3 separate regions of the Homo sapiens genome follow, and all the other regions are linked to region 1. The links are chromatin loops, found by intact Hi-C in ENCODE. Cell type or tissue: endothelial cell of umbilical vein. All regions are shown on one strand.

Region 1 (8,000 bases):
AGCCTGGGATTTCGGGGCTGCAGTGAGCAGTGATTATGCCACTGCACTCCAGCCTGGGTGACAGAGTGAGACCCTGTCTCAAAACTATATCAAAATAAAAAATATGCATATGAAAGCCATAAATTGCACACAAAAGTTATGTTTTTAAAAAAGTAAATTTCTTATTGAAAAGATTAGTTTTCAACTAATCAATGCAATTTAAAAATGTATGAAAATATTTTCAAACAAGCAGAACAGACACCAATTAGGTGGAAGATGAATTAAAACTTTAAAAATTTCAGAAAATTCTATGTACTTTAAAAATTGATGATCTCCTTCATTATATTTTTATTTTTATTTTTCTCTTTTTTGAGACAGTCTCACTCTGTAGCCCAGGCTGGAGTACAGTGGTGAGATCTCAGCTTACTGCAACCTCTGCCTCCCAGGTCTGAGCGAATCTCCTTCCTCAGCCTCCTGAGTAGCTGGGATTATAAGCGCCCACCACCATGCCCGGCTAATTTTTGTATTTTTAGTAGAGACGGAGTTTCACCATGTTGGCCAGGCCGGTGTGGAACTCCTGGCCTCAAGTGATCCACCCACCTTGGCCTCCCAAAGTGCTGGGATTATAAACGTGAGCCACCGCGCCCAGCCTTCTTTCATTATTTTTATTACAAAAGCAATGCAAGCATATTACTCAGAGATAAAAAAGGCAAACAAGCAAAAAAATTTAAATAAAGAATCCTGATAATCCCTATCTGGAGCCAGCCATATTGGCAAATACCTTATAGATACTTTGTATATATTTATAAATTTTTAAAACAAAAATGGGATCCTTCCATGTAAATTATTTGTCTCTCAACATAATTGAATTTCCCTAAGTTGTTATTGTTCGCTAGTTTGTTCCTATATTTTTACTATTAGAAACCTTACAGAGCAGGAATAACTGTAGAGAATGATTTAGAAAGACAAAAAAAGTGAAAAAACTTTAAAAAATCTGTGAGATGGGCCGGGCATGGTGGCTCACACCTGTAATCCCAGCACTTTGGGAGGCCAAGGCGGGTGGATCACTTGAGGTCAGGAGTTTGAGACCAGCCTGGCCAACATGGTGAAATATCATCTCTACCAAAACTACAAAAATTAGCAGGGCGTGGTGGCAGGCGTCTGTAATCCCACCTACTCAGGAGGTTGAGGCAGGAGAATTGCTCGAACCCAGGAGGTGGAGGTTGCAGTGAGCCCAGATCATACCATCGCACTCCAGCCTGGGCAACAAGAGAGAGACTCCATCGAAAGAAAAAGAAAGAAAGAAAGAAAGAAAGAAAGAAAGAAAGAAAGAAAGAAAGAAGGAAAGAAGGAAAGAAGGAAAGAAGGAAAGAAGGAAAGAAGGAAAGAAGGAAAGAAGGAAGGAAGGAAGGAAGGAAGGAAGGAAAGATTTCTGAAATGGCCGAAGCTGCTTAGAGATATACATGCCTGTAATCCCAGCACTTTGGGAGGCCGAGGTGGGCGGATCACCGGAGGTCAGGAGTTCGAGACCAGCCTGGCCAACATGGTGAAACCCCGTCTCTACTAAAAATACAAAAAGTAGCCGGGCATGGTGGCGGGCACCTGTAATCCCAGCTACTTAGGAAGCTGAGGCAGGAGAATCGCTTGAACCCGGGAGGCGGAGGTTGCAGTGAGCTGAGATTACTCCATTGCACTCCAGCCTGGGTGACAAGAGCAAGACTCCGTCTCAAAAAAAAAAAAAAAAAAAAAGATACAAAAAAGGAGACAAAAATCATTCTCCACGGTGCACCGAAAGCATCCCTACACACAGAATCCTTGGGAATACTTGTTTTTGATCAAATTATAATCTGATCAAATTGTCTTAACTAGCTTGTCTTCCCTCCAGGGCCCACACCCCTTTCTTTTCCTGTTTCGGGGTCCCCCGGTTCCATCCATGCTGCATACTGTAGCATTTCACCCAGCCTTTCCTGCCAGCCCAAACACCGCCCTTATCTTCTTTCTTCCTGGAACATCTGCCCTGCTAATTCCCAGTTTCCGATGAATTCTACCATCTGCTGCCTGCCAGCCTCCTGCCAGGCGCTGAGCACAGCTGGAGCAGATCACACGACTTGTTTACGCAGGAGTCACTACCGATGTTTGCTCTGCAGCCCCGAGGGGGCGCTCCAGCGCGTCTGTCTTGTCCCTCTTCTAAAGCTCCACCGTTTTGTGTGCGCTTTCTGATAGTTGCATGGCCTGGGTTCTGTTCCCCCATTGGGTTAAGCTTTGGATTCTCGGTGCATAAAATAAAGATGATATTTGTTACTATTGACAGGAAATGGAGGCAAGCATGAGACTGCTCACGTACTAGGAAATGAAGTAAGGCAGTTTTCCTCCTGGAAGTTAAACTAGAAAATTCCTAAACAATGGATGTGATTGCATCTATGGTCTGTAAACCAAAAAGTTACTTGTGTATGTATGATGGAATGATTTGGGAACAAAGGCACAAATTTTCAACCAAAAAGGGAGGAAGGAGTGGTCTCAGACTGCAGAGTGGAGACGCCAAGCAGATTAGGGAGTACAGGTAGACAGCAGGTTCAACCTGGAGGAAGTCCTGCAGCTCTGGACCTCCTAATCAGGGCTTTTGCACCCCCACCGGTGCTTTGATCACGGGGTGGGGAGAGACCCAGTCTAGACACCTTCTATCTTTGCCCTTCTTCCTTTTTCTGTTTACACGCTATTACTTTCTGCTTCTTTTATTGACCAAGTACGTCCTTCTGCTTCTCACATTTTTATTTTATTTCCAGTTTCTTGCACAAGTGCTTAATTCATTTAGCTTTTTCCAAGTTTTTAATTGATACAAAAACTTAAAACCATGAATTTTCCTCTTAGTACTCTCTGAGCTAAATCCCATGAGTATGTCATTTTCATACTTTTCTAGATATTATGTTATTTTGATTTTGTTTTCCTTTTTAGTCCAAGTGTTATTTAAGCATTTAAAAATTTTCAAGGGGTAGGCATGTTTTATTTTCTGTTTTTTCATTAATTTCTACTTTTATTGAATTGCTGCAGATAATATTACCGATATGATTCTACTTATTGGACTATGTTAAGATTTTTCTCTGTGGTTTAAAATATGACTAATTGTTGTGAATATTCCTTAGACACTGGAAAAGATGTAATGTCTATTTAGGGGACAGTGTTTGATATATTAGATCTATCATAGGAATTGTATTTTTAGGTCTTCTCAATCCCCATTTACTTTTTGTACTCTTCGTCTGGCAAGGAGTGTGCCAATTATTTCTGTCTATTCACTCACTCCTACAGTGTTTGCTATGAATAATGAGATTATGTGATTTGGTGCAAAGATTTTCCTATTTTTCCTATTTTTTTCTTGATTGTGAATTGTGCTCCTCAAGATTATAAAATGTCCTTCTTAATCTTACTTAATGCTTTTTGCCCTGAAATCAACTTTGTAGTAAGCGGTTTGTGATTCCTGATTTTTTTAATTTTTTTGCATATTCCTGGTATATCTTTTCCAATCTTGTATTTTCAAACTCAGAATAACGTTAGCACTTTCTTGTATACAACACTGAGTTGCATGATGGTTTGTGCTCCTATCTGAGATTGTAGTTTTTTAGTAGGTAAGCTTAGGTCTATATTTCTTCTTGTGAGACATTTGGTCTTGTTCTGTCATATAGTTTGGTTACGCTTTCTGTTTTGTAACTTTTTAAAATATTTCCCTATATATATATTTTTTTTGCTGTGGTTTTGTGTGTGTGTGTGTGTGTGTGCATGCATGTATGTGTGGGTGCATGTATGTGTGGATTATTTGAAAGCTTTGTAGTTTTGTTCTGGGTTACCCTCAGAATCATACCATCCCATGACGTCCTTAATCCTCTATTTCTTTAGATTGTCTTTTGTCTCTCCACTGTATTTCTTTTTTCCCCCTTTTCCCGTTTTCTTAATGACTGGATTTTAATGGATTATAGTAACTTTCTTGGTATACTCCTTCGGACTAAGACGTCTGCTTAAATCTCTACTATTTGATTTATCGGCTTGAACTCTATTTGACACCCAATTAATTACAGATGTAAAAATCATATTTACCCGAAGTCCCACTTTCCCTTTCCCTCCCTGCTTCTGTCAGCGACGTCGTTTTTAAAGACCGAGGCTTTATAGCATTGACATTCTTTTCTGTACCCCTAATCGCGGCATCTGTTTCCATAATCTTACGCTTAACCTCGTGCTCCTTGCCATCCTTTTGCAGCATCTGGCCTATGCAGACTTATTTTCAACTTTTTGCTTATATAGGAGTGGCTTTGAATGAATGAGATCGAGGGGCCTGGAGGGACTTCCCCCACCTCCCCTATCAGAAAGCCCGGCCTCGGACCACTTCTCCTCCTCACCATCTGGGGGCGCTGCCGCGCTCCCCAAGCCTTGTGGAATTTCGAAAATGTGCGCCAGGGCGACACCTCTTGATGGTAAGAAGACGCCGGCGGAGGGGAGCGTGCAGTGCGGTCCTCCCGCGGGCAGGGGGCAGTGCGGCAAGGCGCCCTCGGCGCAGGCGCAGAGGCCGAAGCAGGCGCAGGCGCAGGCGGGGCGCAGGCGCGGGCGCGCTCTCCCGGCAGCCCGCGCTCCCTGACCCCGCGCCGCCGAGCGCCCTGAGGACTCAGCGAAGGGTGGGCGCCGCCGAGGCCTCCTGCCGCTGGCGGGTTTCCGCGGAGTGCCGCCCGGCTCCGCTCTGCCGCCGGCGCGGCTCATGGGCAGAGTCGGCCGGGCGGGCCGGGTAAGTGGCGCCCCGGCGGCCCCGGGTGGGTGGCCTGGCGGGACCTGAGGCGGGCGCGCCTTCCCGGGAGGCGCTAGACGCAAGCCCGCGGCTTTAGGCCCGTCGCGAGGGGCGGAGGCCGGGCCAGCGCAGCCGGAGCCTCCGAGGGTCTCAGTCCCCGCGGCGGGCGCTGGTCTCTCCACGCGGCTGCGGCCCGGTACCCTCCGCCCGCCGCCGCCTCTGGTGACCCTGGCCCTGACCTTCTCCCTCTTCCCTTCCTCCTCCTCCTCCTCATGTCTGCCTCGGGCTGTTTGGTGCTGAAGAGCGTTTCTTCTCCGTCTCGTGCACCGCATCCTGACGAAATTGTCTGGTCACCAGAACCGAGTAGCCCGTAGCGTGTCCCCCCTGGCCCTGCACGGTTGCCCCTCTCTGGGGCTCGGAGCCGGTTCCTCCCGGGGTCTCAGAACTGGGAGTGCAGACGTTGGCGTTTCTCAGACTCCGGAGCTGCCCGGGACAGGAATGCAGCCCTAACCCCGGCGTCGCCTCGGCTCGTGCAGTTTGAGCGGTGTTTCAGCGCTCACGTCCGACCCCAGGCAGTCTTTGAGCTTCGCCTCTTGCCCCGAGAATGTGTAATGATCGGAGAATGCAGGTGGAATGAGGTTCTGCCCCTGCTTGCAGGAGTTTGGTTTCTGGGAAAGCAGGCGTGAAAACCCAGGCCCGGGTTGATTTGAGAAACGCAAGTGGGGTCTGGAAGGACCTCTCTTGAGAGAGGAGGTCATGCTTATGTTGAGTCTTGAAGGTACGTTGTTAGATGTGAGAGGTGGGAAAAAGGCTGCCGGCGGAGGAAGTAAGTGCGAAAGTAGCAGAAGCGAAGCCCCGTAGTGCGTTCTGGAAGCTGCAGGTTAGGCAGAAAGAAAGGTTTGAGGAGGGGCTGCTGTGTTTCCAGGAGTAGTCAGGTCAGAACATGGAGGTTTCTTGAGAAGCAGTAAAGAAGCGCCATTGAGGGTCCTTATTTTGCTAGAGCCAGGCATATGGATGGGAAATAGGATATTCTAGATAAGGGCAAGATTCGCATATACTCAAATAGATGGGTAGATGTGCACTGGCTCCCCGCAGCAGATGGAGTTTTTAAAAGGATGCAACACAAGTTTCCACATTTTTAGTTGTAAAGGCTGCAGACATTTTGATCGTAATGACAGCTTTTAGGGAATATGGGGTAACAGTTTAGTGAGCTAAACGAGAGGGCTTTATTTTTAGAGTTAGTTAAGCAAGGTGCTGCGTGCTGTCCAGTTTATAACAGAGCAGGTTGTGCGGTTGTGGAGCTCTGCGGAACCAAAGGCAGCCTTTCTGGAGGCTCTTGAGAGAATTGTTGTACACTTCCAAATGCAGCTTTATTTAAAGTGGATTTCTTTTTACCTGGTTTGTTTTAACTTACCTTCCCATTCTCCCCTGCCTATGAATTTTTCAGACCTCCTCCCAGCAGGGAACAGATGATCCCAGGCTAGTCATCTCTCAAACCTTTCATAATAGTCAATAGTGAAGGAAGTTCTGTTATTCGCCTAAATTACAGGTGACTGTAGTGGACTGTGTTTGCAATACTAGCCTATGGCATTTTGGTAACAGCCAGAGGGTGGGATTGAATGGAAAGATTAAACTGACAAGGGCGTCAGATGGAGGTATGGGAAAAATTTTTTTTTAATTCTTTAGAAAGTCATGGTAGATCTTATACTTGAGGTAGATGCTTTTTAAGCTGTATTTTTTGCGGACACCAAAGTGCACCACCCCTCCTGTTCCTTTCTGGGTATATTTGCCATATATATGTATATAAATATATAAATATTTATATATTTATATATATTTATATATTTTTATATATATATTTATATACATATATTTTTTTCTCCTGAGACAGAGTCTCACTCTATAGTCCAGGCTGGAGTGCAGCGGTGTAAGTCGGCTCACTGCAACCTCCACTTCCCAGGTTCAAATGGTTCTCTGGCCTCAACCTCCTGAGTAGCTGGAATTACAGGCGCTCGCAACCATGCTCGGCCAATTTTTGTATTTTCAGTAGGGACGGGGTTTCACCATGTTGGCCAGGCTGGTCTCGAACTCCTGATCTCAAGTGATCCTCCTGCCTCGGCCTCCCAAAGTGCTGGGATTACAGGCGTGAGCCACTGGGCCCGGTCTTGCCATATTCTTTAGGCTTCAAAGAGGCATGCTTTGTTTTATGATGCATGAATATCTGTTTAGTGATAGAAATATTTCTTGCTAACAAGCCTGCCTCTTTAGGTGCTCAGAACTCAGACCTTGACTCGTTATTGGTTGTGTGGTGGTGGTAGTTTTTTTCTCCTTAATTATGGTTTGCAATTTAAATTTTATCCTACTTATCATAAGTTATGTGCTTAAAAAGCAGATCTGCAGATCTCACTGTTTCATAATAATGTGATTTAAATAGGTGCACTAACATTTTTCATCCATTCACTAACACATTTAAAAAATATTAATAGAGCCACTTAACAATGTTCAAGCATGGTGCTGAGCTAGAGATACAAAGCTGAACATAAGAAACACCCCTGCCTTTAGGGGGCTTACACTGCAGGAAGAAACCGCTGTGTGAAACAATAGGCAGCATAACTTGCCAAGGTTGCTGTGATCTGAGTATGCTTGAGGAAACCAGTTGGGGGGGGTTAGTTTTATGTGGGGGCAATAGTCACTAAAGGCTTCTGAGATGCACTTGAAAGATAAGTAGGTGGGGTGCTTCTGAGAAGACTCTTCCATGTTCTTTTTCCTGCCAGTTGCACATGTTTTAAAAAAATACTTTCCAGCTTGGGTGGAATCTTGAAAACTCACCATTCTTCCTTCTGGCAGAACCATGTTTGTTATGTTTCCTAAGAAAAAATGTAGCATATATGAAACGTGGGTTGCTCAAAGGGAAGTGTTGCCACAAAAAGGAAGGAAATAGCAAATATTTTAAAGTTATAAAAACCAGCAATTTGTATTTACTTTTGATCCTGGCTTCTTATGGTATATCCAGTTGTTACAAAGTACAGCTTTTTGTTACCTGGCAGCAGACCTAATGAAATAAATGTGTTATGTTGTCTAAGTAATAATGTCAACGTTAATTAGGGTAAGTTTGGGTCTTGGCAGTCTTATTAATGTACTTATTACATTTCAGTAGTTGCGGTGGGGAGAATTAATGAACAAACTATTGTATATTAAATGCTTAATATAGCGAAAATAAAGAATACACACTTTTTAAGGAATAGATTAACTAAAA
Region 2 (8,000 bases), 190 kb after region 1:
GGTTTCTTAACTAAACCCTGAATGATGCCTTGGATTTATGCATTCTGGCCAACGTGTTGAAATACGTCAGTCTGGCTGGGCACGGTGGCTCATGCCTGTAATCCTAGCACTTTGGGAGGCCGAGGCGGGCGGATCACCTGAGGTCAGGAGTTTGAGACCAGCCTGGCCAACATGGTGAACCCCGTCTCTACTAAAAATACAAAAATTTTAGCTGGGCATGGTGGTGGGTGCCTGTAATCCCAGCTACTTGGGAGGCTGAGGCAGGAGAATTGTTTGAACCCGGGAGGCAGAGGTTCCAGTGAGCCCAGATCGTGCCATTGAACTCCAGCCTGGGTGACAGAGGGAGACTCTGTCTCAAAAAAAAGAAAAAAGAAATAGGTCGACCTGGGCCCCAGCCGCGCTGTGCTTTCATGAGTTTCCGTCAGCCCTGTTCCATATCCTGGATCTGTGCATGCCAAGGGCTATGTGGGAAGATTTCATTTCAGGTCTCTTGAGAACAGGGTCAGATGGAGGAGGCAGGCTTTATTTCAGATTTGGACAATAGGCCTGAGGGCTTGATTTATAGAGAAAGTCTCAGAGGAAAATAAAGGAAAAGAAAATACTTCCCATTCTCCTAAAGTGTTCACATGTCTCCTGTGCAGTGAGTGGGGCTGAGATTGCAGGCTTTTTTTTTTTTTTTTTTTTTTGAAGTGGAGCCTCACTCTGTTGCCCAGGCTGGAGTGCAGTGGCATGATTTCAGCTCACGACAACCTCTGCCTCCCGGGTTCAAGCAATTCTCCTGTCTCAGCCTCCCAAGTAGCTGGGATTACAGGTGTCTGCCACCACGTGCGGCTAATTTTTTTGTATTTTCAGTAGAGACGGGGTTTGCTGGGCCCACCTCACAGATGTGATCCATATTCTCATGATGGCCGTGAAATTAGAGATGTGACTAGAAGCAGCTGCCCACCAAAAGTAAAACAAACAAAAATGAGGCCTGGAGTTTTCCCCGTTCCTCTTCTGGGGCCCGAGGAGCTTGCCACCCGTGGGTGAAAAGCGTTGCCTTCCCGAGAACGCCTGCTCTTTAAGGGATCCCCGCCGCCATGCAACCTACAATCGCACGGCCCTTTACAGTGTATAAAGCCCTTCAAACCTTGAGGGGGCTGTCGGGAAACCTGTGTTCTGTTGACAGTTCTGTCAGTCACTCTGGGCTTGAGGGTTCTCTAAGGAAAGCATGGAGATTGGACTGGAGTATGTTAAGGACTGAATTGCATCCCTGCCAAAAACAGCACGTTGGAGTCCTACTCGCCAGCACCTCAGGGTGTGACCTTATTTGGAGAAAAGTCTTTCCAGAGGCCATCAAGTTAAAATGAGGTCATTAGGATGGGCCTTAATCCAGTATGGCTGATGTCCTTATAAAAAAGGGAAATTTGGAGACAGGCACATGCAGAGAGAAGGTGATGAGAAGAGGGAGTGAAGACAGCTGACTACAGGTCAAGGACAGACACCTGGATAGCTCCTTCCCGCAGCCTCAAAGGACCCAGTCCTGCCGACACCTTGATCTTGGACTCCCACCTTCCAGAATCAGGAGAAAATAAATTTTTGTTGTGGGCCGGTGCGACAGCTCATTCCCATAATCTCAGCACTTTGGGAAGCTGAGGCAGGAGGATCACTTGAGCCCAGGAGACTGAGACCAGCCTGGGCAGCATGGGGAGACCTGTCTCTACAAAAAATAAAATAGCTGAGCCTGGTGGCACTTACCTGTGGTCCCAGTTAGTTGGAAGGCTGAAGGGGAAGACCGCTTGAGCCCAGGAGGTCAAGGCTGCAGTGGGCTATGATTGCAGCACTGTACTCCAGCCTAGGTGACAGAGCGAGATCCTATCTCTAAAAAAAAAAAAAATTAAAAAACTGTTGTGTAAGTCCCTCCATCTGAAGTACTTTGTTGCGACATCCTCAGCACACTAATACAGTGTACTGAAGCTTTTTTGTGTGTGCTGTAGCCCCTCTGGTCCTCCAGGGTTGATCCTGAGCCCCTTCTTAGAATAATGTTTACATTTAAAAAATAACACACTTTGGATTACGAAGGAGAGAACTCTTGAAATACTGATATCAAAATGCCAAATATAAACATTTACGATGTAGAAATATATGTACCACTTTAATAATGCATTCAATAGTGGCAAGTCTGAAAACAACCGTAATTTCACAGTAGAGATGAAGGGTAAATACTCTTTCAAGACATCTGCAACAGGCTGGGTGTGGTGGCTCATGCCTGTAACCCCAGCACTTTGGGAGGCTGATGTAGGAGAATTGCTTAAGCCCGGAAGTTTGAGACTAGCCAGGGCAACATAGTGAGACCCCATCTAAAAAGAATTAGCTGGGTGTGGTGGCACACGCCTATAGTCCGAGCAACTTGGAGGCTGAGGTGGGAGGATCCCTCGAGCCCGGGTGGTCGAGGTTGCAGTGAGCTGTGATGGTACCACTGCACTCCAGGTTGGGTGACAGAGCCAGACTCTGTCTCAAAAAAAAAACAAAAAACAAAACTGCAATAACCATCATGTGCCATGAACATATTATGATTTTTACTGGTGACCGACACAGAGGCTGCTCATGTGGTATGCTGCCTATCTTCATAATGAAAATGCTAAATATTAGTTCCTGGCTAGTGGAGGAAAAGATTTTTTTTCCCACCCAAGTTTACATATTCTTGAATTTGATCTGTTCCTGGACTGGGTGGTGTCCACTAGGGGACTTTTGGGGTCTGTGGTTAGGCGACTCTGGGTGGATTGTCCCATGAGGCTGATGCCTCTTGCTCTTTGCTTAAGACTCAGTGACCCTTCGGCACTTGGGGGCCTTGTGCCAGGGGCAGGTGGTCACGGCCCCGCCCCTCTGTTGTCATGGCGACAAACCGATGTGGCCTCTGGAAGCTGCTCCCTTCTCTGTCCTCTTCCAGAGCCTTGCCGTGGCTCCGGTAGATTTCTCTGCATAGCTTGTCTGTGACTCGGCGAAGGAGGTGTGTGGAGAAGGTGCCAGTTCCCTCAGCGGAGCCACCCTCGGGGCCTGCGCCTGACTCAGACAGGAAGTAGCTGACACTCCATGCCAGGAAGTAGCTGACACTGCATGCCGGGAACGCTGTCCCCAGCCTTGTGATGGAGTCAGGCCTCTGCCGGTGACTCACCGCCATCACCCAGGCGCTGCTCTTGCTGGGAATTTTCTCATGAGCTCATCTGGGCAGTGCAAAGAACCACACAATTGTTCCCCACACGCGTTCTTATTGTGCAAAAGGGAAACCTTGGTTTGGATCTTGTGGGTTTTTTTCTTTTTTTGAGATGGAGTCACGTTCTGTCACCCAGGCTGGAGTGTAGTGGTGCGATCTTGGCTCACTGCAACCTCCGCTTCCCGGGATTCTCCTGCCTCAGCCTCCTGAGTAGCTGGGATTACAGGCATGGGCCACCACGCCCGGCTAATTTTTGTATTTTTCATAGAGAGGATTACATCATCAAGAATGAAACATTTTTTTTTTAATGGCTTAAGGGGTATATGGCTCTTCAAATACACGCAGGGGTTATGCTTTCTCCATGTGGAGGGTGGTGCTCCCTCTGCAGCCCACCCATTCGGAGACAGGCTTTCTTCATGCTGGAGTATCTCATTCCTCGAAATATGCTTGCTATTTCATGCTTGAAATCAAGATGTCTCCCAATTCATGGCACCTTGTATTTGACAAATAGACTGCGTAAAGACAGAGTCTGTCTTTAGGGAATGAGAGGATTTTTGGTAAAAACAGAACCAAAACTTCTACTGACCCAAGAGAAGGCTTTGTTTGCTTGGAGTGGATTATCAGCCAAATGCTATCTTTATTTTGTGGGATTTTGGCCTTTGAATCAGGTTCATGGGTGGCATGCTATAGAAATAGGATAACAAATGGGATAATTCTTCAAACAGAAACATGGCCTAGAATGGGAGGGGTTGTTGTTTATTTATATGTATGTGTCATAAAAATATTTTAGATCATAACTTAGCAAATGTATGAAAGTGGAAAATGTGTTTATGGATCTATTTCATAAAAGGGCCATGCTTCAGAAAAAAAAAAAATCCCAAGAAACAAACCAAAAAATGCCAAAAAGAGAAATCTCTGTATGGGAGACTATCATTTAGCTGCAGACAGGATAGTTACAGATTAATTGCTGGCCTTATCTAACTACTAGCTACAATAACTCCAATTTGGGGTCGGCCAAGTACCAATGAACTTCGCTTTCTCTGGGCAACAGCTGAGATGTTGCAGCTGCAAGTGGGGTTAAATAGCCTCCAATAAAGGAAAAAACTTGAGGAGTAATTCAATTAAAAAAAAATTGACATAATTATAGATTCAAGGATGATGCAAACAAAAAGTGTGCAGGAAGGTCCTTGTCCCCTTCCCTCAGTTTCTCCCAATGTGACATCTTACATAGCTACAGTACAATATCACAACCATGATATTGAGATTGGGTCACAGAACCTACCTAGATTTCCCATTTTATATGTATTTGTGTGTGTGTGTGTGTGTGTGTGTGTGTAGTTGTAGGCAGGTTTATCACATGTGTGGATTCTTATAACCATCACCCAAATCAAGATATATCTTGATTTTGCTCCATCACCAGGAGGCTCCCTCATGCTACCCCTCTAGAGCCTCAAGTCACCTTCCCTCCTTTCTCCTCCCCACCTGCTGGCAACCACTAACCTGTTCCCCATTGCTGTAATTTTGTCATTTCAGAATGTTGCATAAATGGAATCATATTGTATGTGATACAGTTTGGATCTGTGTCCCCGCCCAGATCTCATGTTGAAATGTAATCCCCAGTGCTGCAGGTGGGGCCTGGTAGAAGGTGATTGGATCATGGGGATGGTTTCTTTTTCTTTCTTTCTTTCTTTTTTCTTTTTCTTTTCTTTTCTTTTTTTTTGAGACAGAGTATCGCTCTTTCACCCAGGCTGGAGTGCAGTGGCGCGATCTGGACTCACTGCAACCTCCGCCTCCTGGGTTCCAGCGATTCTCCTGAGTAGCTGGGATTACAGGTGCACACCAACACGCCCAGCTAATTTTTGTATTTTTAGTAGAGACAGGGTTTCACCATGTTGGCCAGGCTGGTCTTGAACTCCTGTCCTCAAGTGATCCACCTGCCTTGGCCTCCCGAAGTGCTGGGATTACAGGTGTGAGCCACCACACCCGGCCGTGGGGGTGGTTTCTAATGGTTTACATCATTTCCCTTGTGCTGTGCTCACAACAGAGTTCTTGCAAGATCTGTCTGTTTAAAAGTGTGTGGCATATCCCTGCCCCCGCACCTCCCTCCTGCTCTGGCCATGTAAGATGTGCCTGCTTCCCCTTTGCCTTCTGCCATGATTGTAAGTTTCCTGAGGCCTCCCTAGAAGCTGAGCAGATGCCAGCACCACGCTTTCTGTACAGCCTAAGGAACTATGAGCCAATGAAACCTCTTTTCTTCATAAATTACCCAGTCTCAGGTATTTCTTTATAGCAGTGTGAGAATGGACTAATACAGCATGTAACCTGCTAGTGGACTTCTTCATTCAGAAGGATTCCTTTGAGATCCATCCAAGTCATTTCTGTATTAATAGTTTTTTTTTTTTTTGACATGGAGTCTTGCTCTGTCATCAAGCTGGAGTGCAGTGGCACCATCTCTGGCTCACTGTGACCTCTGCCTCCTGAGTTCACACCATTCTCCTGCCTCAGCCTCCTGAGTAGCTGGGACTACAGGCATGTACCACCACACCCACCTAATTTTTGTATTTTTAGTAGAGACGGGGTTTCGCCATGTTTGCCAGGATGGTCTCGATCTCTTGACCTTGTGATCCGCCTGCCTCGGCCTCCCAAAGTGCTGGGATTACAGGCGTGAGCCGCAGTGCCCGGCTAGTTTGTTCTTTTTTATTAGTGAGTGGTATTCTGTGGTTTGGGTCAGCCATTGTTGATTTTTTTTTGTTGTTGTTGTTGTTTTTAAGAGGGAGTCTTGCTGCCAGGCTGGAGTGCAGTGGCACGATCTTGGGTCACTGCAACCTCCAACTCCCTGGTTCAAACAATTCTCCTGCTGCAGCCTCCCGAGTAGCTGGGATTACAGGCACGCACCACCACAGCCAGCTAATTTTTGTAATTTTTAGTAGAGACGGGGTTTCACCATGTTGTTCAGGCTGGTCTTGAACTCCTGACCTCATGATCTGCCCACCTCGGCCTCCCAAAGTACTGAGATTACAGGCGTGAGCCACCGTGCCTGGCCAGCCACTGTTGATTTTTAACCAGTTATCCCCTGAAGACCATTTGGGTTGTTTCCAGTTTGAGGTTATTTGGAATAAAATAGCCATCTGCATAGCCATTTTAAAGCTAAAGTGGATACTAACTTCTAGAGCAGAGGTTTGCGGAGGGCAGACTTTTGTACACATTTCTATCCTCTAGGACTTAGCCTAGTGCTTGCATGCAGATGCTCAATAAATGCTCGTTTAAGGAATGAATAGACACATAGGAGCCATTTAAGGAGACAGTGTGGTGGGTGGTAAAATCATAGGTTTTAGACTTAGACAGACTCGAATGCTAGGCCTGACTTTGTTACTTTCTCCCTGAGAGGTCCCATGCAGAGGCCTCTGCTCCTTATCTGTAAAACGAGATAGGAACAGGACTGCTGTTATAGGGCTGCGGCGAGAATTCACTGAGGAAATGCATGAAGCCCTGAGTGTGGTGTCTGCCACACAGCAATTGCTCACTAACCTTCAGTTGTGATGATTACTATGAATAGATCATTGATGTGCATAAGATCATAATAATGCAATAGCTACTAACTTATTATGGCTTTTATTCTGAATGCTTTTATCCCTCCAATGAGGACATATCATTTATATAGTCTATATTCATGCATGGTTAAATTTTTAAGTCATGTAAATGTGAATTTTTAAAATGTCTCAACTGACTTCTTTTTTAAATAACAAGTCTTTCTTAGTGTTATTATCTTAGGAACATTAGTGGTCAACTATCTAACATCGTATGCATATTTTTAGAAATTTGGAAGGACTGAAATGTTCTTTTCTGTGCCGCCAATCGGGTTTCTATCAACCTTGGGAAAGGGCATCTGCTCTTATAAAAATGGGCTGAGCAGATTTTATTTTTCCTGTTCATCATATTATAAATTCATCTGGAGGAACAACAAGGATCTTGGTTCTTTGGTTGATGTATGAGCACTTAGAAGAGAGAAAGGCTCTTTTCCTGCTTCCTGCTGTGTTTGCTGTCTGTGTGCCTGGGGTCACGTTTGGGGGAATGTCTCTCCGTCTCTCCGGTGACCTCCTGGAATGTCAGCAGAGCCCTGAGTCACTCAGAACCTCCCGCCAGACAGCATGAGGCGGCAATCAGAAACTAACCATTAACTAGCTCCGGGGACACCAGGAGGTGAACAAAATTTCCAGCCATTTGACAAAGACCAGTGCTATTTACCATTACATAAATGAGGCTGGAGTCATTGATCTTGACTTCTCAAGGCACTCCTATGCGGAAGGTGCTGGGCTACTCTCTGCTGGGTTCTGGGGATTAATTAGACATTGGCCTGACCCTGGCTGCATGCTGTGTGTGTAGGAAAGGCTGTGAAGGAAGGCCTCTTGGAAGACTCAGAGCTTTGCAGGTGGGCAGGACATCAATAGGCAGATAGGACCGGATAGCTTTGGGAGACAGGGTTCCAGGGCTTTCCACGCTGTCCGTGTCACACAGCGGACACACCTGGCTCGTTACCTTTGAGCTGTGACATCTTTGCTCAGCTGCCCCTTCTACCTAAAACCCCTTCTCTGGAGACATTCTCTTCATCAATCAAGACCCAGTGCTGGCGTCTCTTCCTCCAGGATAACTGCCTCACGTCTACCAGGCAGAAGGAATTGGATTTTTCCCTCTGTGGTGACATAGTCCTTTATTAAGCTGTATGTAGTACTTGCCGCCTTATTTTATTTGGATATGTAGACCATCCGTCTTCCTCCTTTGGGCGGATAGCGCCTTGATGGTACGATTG
Region 3 (8,000 bases), 140 kb before region 1:
GAGGCAATGTCCGTGTGTGTAGTGTCTCCAAGTGACAGGGCCAGCAAAGGGTAGAATGGATGCTCAGCAAAGGGTAGAATGGATGCTCGACACTCAGGCTTTTAAGTTCTATCTTCTTTCCACTGCACAAAGATAGTATTTTGCAGATGCCACATGAATAGCACCGATAATAAGTGTTATGAAGGCTCAGAGGCAAATGATTTTGTACAACTGAGTCATTAGCCAAGGCTCCGGGGCTGGGCATGGTGGCTCACGCCTGTAGTCCCAGCACTATGGGAGGCCAAGGCGGGTGGATCACTTGAGATCAGGAGTTCCAGATCAGCCTGGACAACATGGCGAAACCCTGTCTCTATCAAAAATATAAAAATTAGCTGGGCATGGTGGCACGCACCTGTAGTCCCAGCTACTCAGGAAGCTGAGGCAGGAGAATCGCTTGAACTCGGGAGGCGGAGGTTGCAGTGAGTGGAGATCGTGCCACTGCACTCCAGCCTGAGCGACAGAGCGAGACTCTGTCTCAAAAAAAAAAACCCTCCAAAACTGAAACAACAGAGGCTCCTGGAGAAGGTAAACTTGATCTGGTTCTGGAAGGTGAGTTGGATGTAGGAGACTGTGAAGGAAGGACAGGGGCATTGGGCATTGGCTACGGGCTTGGCCTGTGAGGAGGCCGCAGGTGGGACGTGGGGGTGGAGGTGCTTGCAGCAGGGCCCGGCCCAGCCTTGGGGAGCTCTTGTTTCCACGGAACAGGCTGATTCCTGGGATCCTGAGGGTCTGATTGGGATTCTCAGCAAAGTTTTCTCCCCATGCAGAATGGGACAGGGGGAGGAAATTGTCAGCAGAACAGACTTCCTTTTGCAAGATGCCCCCCTCGAGCAGGAGGCAATGTTGCAGCATTGTCAGGCAGAACAGAGGGCTGCTTCTGAGGACAAGGGAGGGTGGGGGATCCTGTGAGTCCTCCAAATGTCCCCCTACATTTTTAATCCAGTACAGGAACCTCGCCCTTCTCCAATCAGTGCTCTCCCTTCAGCTGGGAAACCTGCTGGGGCCATGGATTCAGCTAATGTTCTTCCAACAACTTGACGGCTTAGACTGTTGTTTTTTTTTGGAGACTGTGTCTCCTCTGTCATCCAGGCTGGAGTGCTGTGGCATGATCTCGGCTCACTGCTACCTCCTGGGCTCAAGCAGTTCTCCCACCTCAGCCTCTTGAGTAGCTGGGACTACAGGCACATGCCACCACAACTGGCTAATTTTTGTATTTTTTGTAGAGACAGGGGTTTCGCCATGTTGTTTGGGCTGGTCTTGAACTCCTGGACTCAAGCGATCCACCTGCCTCGGCCTCCCAAAGTGTTTGGATTACAGGCATGAGCCACGGCGCCCAGCCAAAGGCTCAGACTCTTAAGATGGGTTTTCAGATATCCTGGCCTCGCATCTGTAAGGAATGAAATTCCGCGTTGTTCTAGGCAGTCTTTAGGTTTCAGCCTGTGGCTTGAATTCAGACTTTAGAGATTTGAACTTCTTATTCTCTAAGTTTTTCAGTGACATTAAAAGCAGCTACCCACTATGGGCTCAGATTTCTCATATCCATACGATTTCAGGATGGACGCAACATAGTCTCTGAGAGCCAGGCTTGCAGCAGGCATGACATCCCAGGCACCTCCTGGCGAACTAATTACCGAATTCCCTGGGCCGCTCCATTCCTGTCTCTGCATATCATCAGAACATTCACTCTTTTCTCTCGTCCCTAAGGCAGATAACCAGCCGCAGACACTCCTTATCTCCCCTCTTCTCCATAATTTGCAATACCCACTCCTGGTACCGAATTTCATATCAGCTAGGAACTTTTCAGTGACAAGTAATGAAAACAGAATCTGTTATAAAGAAAAAAAAATGTATTGGAAAGATACGAGGGGCTCATAGAATCCCGGAAAATGGGAGGCTTAGGTTTGGAATATGGTTAGGACCTAAAGACGCCTGGAGAGCCCAGAACAGGAGGCCCAGCAGCCAGTCAGAGCTTCTGAGGCCACTGCTGGCCACTGCCCTGTGAGTTCTGTGCTCTTCATTCTCTGTATTCAACAGCTTTGTAGTCTAGCTGAGAGGCCCTGGAGGCCACGCCCAGGCCAGGTGCCCACGCGTGGGGAGAGCAGGGAGAGGGGAGGTCAGCCCGTCTGTGTCAGTGGGTGATGAGGCACCCCAACAGGATGGAGGAGCCCCAGTGGAATTCTGCATTCCCATTCTTTCTCCTCCTTTGTGTGGAACATTTCTCCTTGGTGATTTTTTTTTTTTTTTTGAATTGGAGTCTCGCTGCGTCTCTCAGGCTGGAGTGCAGGGGTATGATCTCGGCTCACTGCAACCTCCACCCCCAGAGTTCAAGTGATTCTCCTGCCTCAGCCTCCCAAATAGCTGGGATTACAGACGCTCACCACCACGCCAGGCTAATTTTTGTGTTTTTAGTAGAGATGGGGTTTCACCATGTTGGCCAGGCTGGTCTCAATTTCCTGACCTCAGGTGATCCACCCGCCTCGGCCTCCCAAAGTACTGGGATTACAGGCATGAGCCACCCTGCCCGGCCATCCTTGGTGATTCTTTTAATGCATTTTAAAATATTGAAAATATATATTTTATTTTGTTTATACAAGGCACAATGTCAAAATACAAATCATATATAATGTGTAGATATAACAGACAAGGAAGTATAAATGCATATATATGTAAAATGGCGCTGAGATGAGTTTTCTTCTTCCTGAATCCTTCGATGGAGAGGATTCACTGGGCTTAGCATCTCCTCCACCTTTTCCGGCTCCCTGTCAGTGCGTGCAGCACAGCTGGAGACAGGGTCATTGGGAGGAGCCCAAACGCTGGTGTCTTCCCTATAGACATCTCCCACGCCAGGAGGAGCCTTGTAATTGACAGAGAGCCTCAGGTATGTCACTTTTCTCTGTGAGCTGCAAGTCAGGATGAGGGACGGACGGTTTCAGGAGAGGAGGAGGTGTTTCATCCTGAATAGCTAAGAACAGCACCACTAGAATGGGTGGATTTACAGTCACTTAGGGAAGTAAAGTGTCAATTAAATCCCCCGGTAATATAGTGCCTAATATTACCTAAAATATGCACACATTGAGTTCTGATTAGTGCCTAGCAGTGTGAGGTGGGGGAGGCTGTGATTTGGGTCGGGCTGGTCCTGCCTGCAAGGAGCACAGCCCTGGGGTGAGACAAACCCGCAGTACTCGGGGAGTCCGCTCTGTGCTGTGAAATTCCAAGCCAGGAGGTGGCAGCCTCAGCCAAGAGGAAGAAGTCCTTGGGGAACAGGGGGGTGAGCAGTGAGAAACAGGGTGTCTTTTGATCCCTGCTCTCCCACTTCCTAATGTCTGAAGAAGGGTTTAAACGGGGAAAGTCACACCACAAGATATATTTTAAAAAGTTAGGCAGGAAGAAAATGGAAATCTGCATCTATACAAGGGAATAAAGAACGTAAGTGGTTTTAAAAAAGTGGTGGGGGGAGTTAAGAGTCTTATTTCTTGCCAGGCACGGTGGCTCAAGCCTGTAATCCCAGCACTTTGGAGGCTGAGGCGGTTGGATCACCTGAGGTCAGGAGTTCGAGACCAGCCTGGCCAACATGGTGAAACACTGTCTCTGCCAAAAATACAAAAATTAGCCAGGTGTGGTGGTGTACGCTTGTAATCCCAGCTACTTGGGAGGCTGAGGCAGGAGGATCACTTGAACCCAGGAGGTGGAGGTTGCAGTGAGCTGAGATTGCACCATTGCACTCCAGCCTGGACAGCAGAGCAAGACTCTGTCTCAAAAAAAAAGTCTTATTTCTTGATCAAGAAAAATCAAGGCAAAATATAAAAGGTGAAGAGTAATCCTTTTTCTTCAAGGCAAATGTGTAGGGCAGGGAAGGAGAGAAGAGGAGGAGATGTGAATCATTTAGACTTGTGGCAGCTGAAGACGTGGGGACTGAAGGCCTCACAGCTATAGAACTTTCTTTTTTTATTTTGGACTCAGGAGAACATGTACAGGTTGTTACACGGGTATATTGTGTGATGCTGAGATTTAGAATACGGTGCTCCCATCACCCTTCAGAGTTCTGTGTACTCTTTCCATTTCAACATAAAAATAAAAAAGGACGGACTCTTCCCAGCACCTGGCAGATGCTGACCTCCTGGTCATTCTGCCCATTCATTCACCCAAATATTTGCTGGCATTTACTGAGTGCTGAGGACTGAAAGGCAATTGCACTTCCTGATGGCCCTGAAAGGTACAGTGGATGGGTGCCAAAGGACCTGTGTTGATTCCTTCCTTCCCTTTCATCATTCCTGGCCGCTTGAACCTGGGCCAGCCTTGTGACTCGCTTCGACGGATAGAATGCCACAAAAGTGATGCGTGCCAGTGTCTGGACCAGCCTGTCAGGGGCCTGGCAGTTTCTATGTTCTTTCAGCCAGTGTGACTAGCCTGAGCCCACCGTGCTGTGAGGAAGCCCAAGCAGCCACGTGGAGAAGCCTCCTCTGATTTTGATGAAGGCATCTAAGCTGAAGGCAGGCAGATATCGGTGAAAAAAATGGTCAGGTGTGGTGGCTCATGCCTGTAATCCCAGCACTTTGGGAGGCCGAGGCAGGCAGACTGCTTGGGCTCACAAGTTCAAGAGACCATCCTGGCCATCATGGCAAAACCCTGGCTCTACTAAAAATACAAAAAATTAGGCGGGCATGGTGGTGGGCACCTGTAGTCCCAGCTACTCGGGAAGGCTGAGGCAGGAGAATGGCATGGACCCAGGAGGCGGAGCTTGCAGTGAGCCGAGATTGTGCCACTGCACTCCAGCCTGGGCGACAGAGCAAGACTCAGTCTCAAAAAAAAAAAAAAAAAAAAAAAAAAAAAAAATATTAGCCAGGTGTTGTGGTGTGTGCCTGTGCCTGTAGTCCCAGCTACTCCAGAGGCTGAGGCATGAGAATTGCTTGAGGCGGAGGTTGCAGTGAGCCAAGATTGCATCACTGCACTCCAGCCTGGGTGACACAGTGAGACTCTGTCCCCTCCCCCACAAAAAAAGAAGTCAGTGAAAAATGGCACTTTGAGAATGTCTGATGACATGTGGATTGGGCACTATGCCCATGCCCCATCTCCCAAATGCTCACAGTGGCTCCCTCTTCCCCCTGGCTGTACAAGGGGCAGTTGGTGGCTGGTTTTCAGCCAGGACTGCTCCCCTCCCGCCCCACCTACACTTCTTATTACTTTTGTTTTTTAAAAAAATTTTGGCTGGGCGCCGTGGCTCACGCCTGTAATCCCAGTACTTTAGGAGGCCGAGGTGAGTGAATCACTTGAGATTAGGAGTTTGAGACCAGTCTGGCCAACATAGCAAAACCCTATCTCTACTAAGAAAATATAAATATTAGCAGGGTGTGGCGGCACATGCCTGTAGTTCCAGCTACTTGGGAGGCTGAGGTAGAATTGCTTGAACCTGGAAGGCAGAGGCTGCAGTGAGCTGAGATCTCGCCATTGCACTCCAGCCTGGGTGACAGAGCAAGACTGCTTCAAGAAAAAAATTTTTTTTATAGAGATGGGGTCTCACTATGTTGCCCAGGGTGTTCTTGAACTCCTGGGCTCGATCAATCCTCCTGCCTCGGCCTCCTGAAGTGCTGGGATCACAGGTGTGAGTCACTGCGCCCAGTGTCCCAGCTCCTGCTCTGATCCAGCTCTGGCATTAACCAAGCTTCATGGCTGCAGGCAGAACAATTTCTCCAGTCCTCAATTTCTCATCTATAAAATGAGGAGGTGGGGTTAGGCCCATGATTTTAGAAATAAATGTCAAAAACAGCAAAGAAAGTAAGAGAAGAAGAAGGGAAGAGACGATGTGTATACCACTGGGGAGCTGAGCCCAGACTTGCCACTGTGTGGATTAGATAATGCTGCTTCTCCTCACATGGAATTGTGGGAAATTCCCCAAAACTGTGACCGGAGCCAGCTTTAGGCAAGGCTTTTTCTCCTTCTGGAAAGAACACCTGAACTCAGTCACCTTGGACTCTGCCTTCCTACTCTTTCTCCTCCTTTATGTGGAACATTTCTCCTTGGTGATTCTCTTAATGCATTTTAAAAATATTGAAAATAGATGTTTTATTTTGTTTATACAAGGTACAATGTCAAAATACAAATAATATATAATGTATAGATATAATAGACAAGGAAGTATAAATATAAACGCATATATTCGTAAAATGGCACTGAGTTGAGTTTTCTTCTTCCTGAATCCTTCAATGGAGAGGATTCGCTGGGCTCAGCATCTCTCCCACCTTTCCCAGGTCCCTGTCCATGTGTGCAGAGCAGCTGGAGACAGGGTGGTTAGAAGCCCAAACGCTGGTGTCTTCCCTGTAGACGTCTCCCACGCCAGGAGAAGCCTTGTAATTGACAGAGAGCTTTGGGTATGTCACTTTTCTCTGTGAACTGAAAGTTAGGATGAGGGACGGAAGATTCGGGGCAGGGTTTTTATTTCATTACCACATGTATTCCAGGCAGCTCACACTGTAATGAAATAAAAATCCTGCTCAGAAGCCTTTGGTCTCTCCTGGGAAGCTGGGCCCTGGGTCCAAGGCACGACAGGCAGGCAGGTGGTGCCCATGGGAATGCGGAGAACCTGCTCCCTCGCGCAGGAGGCGCCGACCCGGCAGTCCGTGAGATCCTGCTGGGACTTCTGAGAGGCCTGGTGAGCTTGCTCCTGGAGCCCGCTTCCTTGCACCTCTTCTCAGTCGTCTTTAGCTAAAGCAGAGAGGCTCCTTCACTCCGGACTTAGCTGGGCTGGTTTCCCCGAGTTTCATAGGTGGTGAGAGCAGTTTTCCAAGTCTTCATCTCTGCTGCTGGTCCCCCAAGTCACCGGCAGAGCCTCCATGGCTTCCATTTCAACGCTGGCCAGCGGGGGAGTTTGCCTGCAAAGCAGGTGGTTCATAGGTTTTGAAAAGAGGAGGGGGTTGCCCTCAAATCAACAGACGCTTCCCACTGAGCATGTATGTCCAGCACTGCGGGGATGGCAGGAGCAGACAGAGGCCCTGCCACGGGAGTCAGACAGAGAGCACTTAGTCCTCAGAGATGGAGAGAACCTAGAATGCCTACCTCTACCGAGTGTATTAAATCCTATCTAGGGGCCAGGTGTGGTGGCGCATGCCTGTAATCCTAGCACTTTAGGAGGCTGTCGTGGGAGGATCGCTTGAGCCCAGAAGTTCAAGACCAACCAGGACAATATGATGAGAATAAATCCTCTCCAGGTATTTCCAACCTCCCCATCCACCAAAGACTCACCAAGTGCTGTTGGAGCAACTTACGCCACCCTGCCATCACCCCACGCTTTGCCAGTCCTCTGCCAAAAAGCCATTCAAATGGCAGGAACAAGAGAAGGAGAGAGTGACTGGGAGCCTAGCCAAACCAGAGTTGATCATCTTGAAAAAAGTGATTTAATATTCATGAAGCTTTTAAAAACAGTTCTTAGCACTTAGTATGTGTGAAATAAATAAAGAAATACACAAATCAATCAGCTCCCGAATGACAAGCACAGGCGAGGCAGGACACTGGTCATACGTGGCTGGCCTGTCTGGAGCTGCCTGGGTGCTGATGCCCTGGGCATCTGGCCGGCACCTTCTACCAGGGCTGGTGAAATGTCCCTCCGGAGGAGCAGCAGCTCTTTAGGCCATTTTAAGGTAAGCAGTGTGAGCTCCCTGGAGTGAGAGCTAAAATAAGGCAGGATGGGGGTCAATTCACTGACAATAATTTGCTAACAGCCAATTTGTCAAATGGCAAATCTAACTAATAACCCATTTGCAAAAAACAAGTTTATGGAAAGAATCAATTCACCAAATGACCAAGTAATTACACTCATCAAATTTACCAATTCTTCTTTTTTTTTTTTTTTTTTTCTGAGACAGGTTCTTGCTCTGTCTCCCAGGCTGGAGTGCAGTGGTGTGATGCTGGCTTGCTGCAGCCTCTGCAGACAACCACGCCCAGCTAACTTTTTGTATTTTTTGTAGAGA

What was found. Hi-C counts contacts between places; a loop is a spot of excess contacts. Peaks named below come from ENCODE experiments on the same cell type or tissue, not always from the same donor. Only the 100,000 strongest peaks of a DNase experiment are listed, where the experiment ranks them.
Region 2: a loop joins it to region 1, with 11 times the contacts of the local background. A loop is called at or near these places in 2 of 110 quality-filtered maps.
Region 3: it touches region 1 in a loop (5-fold over the local background); 42 of 110 quality-filtered maps call a loop at or near these places.

What each region holds. Positions count from the first base shown.
Region 1 is chr10:6,084,450-6,092,449 of GRCh38, forward strand. It overlaps RBM17 (RNA binding motif protein 17), which reads left to right and starts at 4,585. Exons shown (of 12, transcript NM_032905.5): 1 at 4,585-4,744. RefSeq lists enhancers at 4,237-4,286, 5,243-6,081 and silencers at 4,447-4,886, 4,897-4,986, 5,257-5,316. In endothelial cell of umbilical vein, CTCF peaks have their summits at 2,138 (motif pointing right) and 4,429; DNase peaks (open chromatin) are centred at 2,142, 4,462, 5,452 and 7,402; H3K4me3 peaks cover 1,564 bases; H3K27ac peaks cover 2,064 bases.
Region 2 is chr10:6,272,339-6,280,338 of GRCh38, forward strand. It overlaps a transcript of PFKFB3 not described here. Among named protein-coding and RNA genes, the nearest start is that of LINC02649, 50 kb to the right of the region's middle. RefSeq lists enhancers at 2,657-2,766, 2,917-3,356, 6,981-7,735, 7,168-7,462. In endothelial cell of umbilical vein, no CTCF peak of the experiment used is centred here; a DNase peak (open chromatin) is centred at 3,123; H3K4me3 peaks cover 325 bases; H3K27ac peaks cover 1,672 bases.
Region 3 is chr10:5,946,302-5,954,301 of GRCh38, forward strand. It overlaps IL15RA (interleukin 15 receptor subunit alpha), which reads right to left. Exons shown (of 7, transcript NM_002189.4): 7 at 6,083-6,905. The coding sequence ends at 6,794. Among named protein-coding and RNA genes, the nearest start is that of IL15RA, 27 kb to the right of the region's middle. In endothelial cell of umbilical vein, a CTCF peak has its summit at 3,266 (motif pointing right); a DNase peak (open chromatin) is centred at 3,280; H3K27ac peaks cover 818 bases.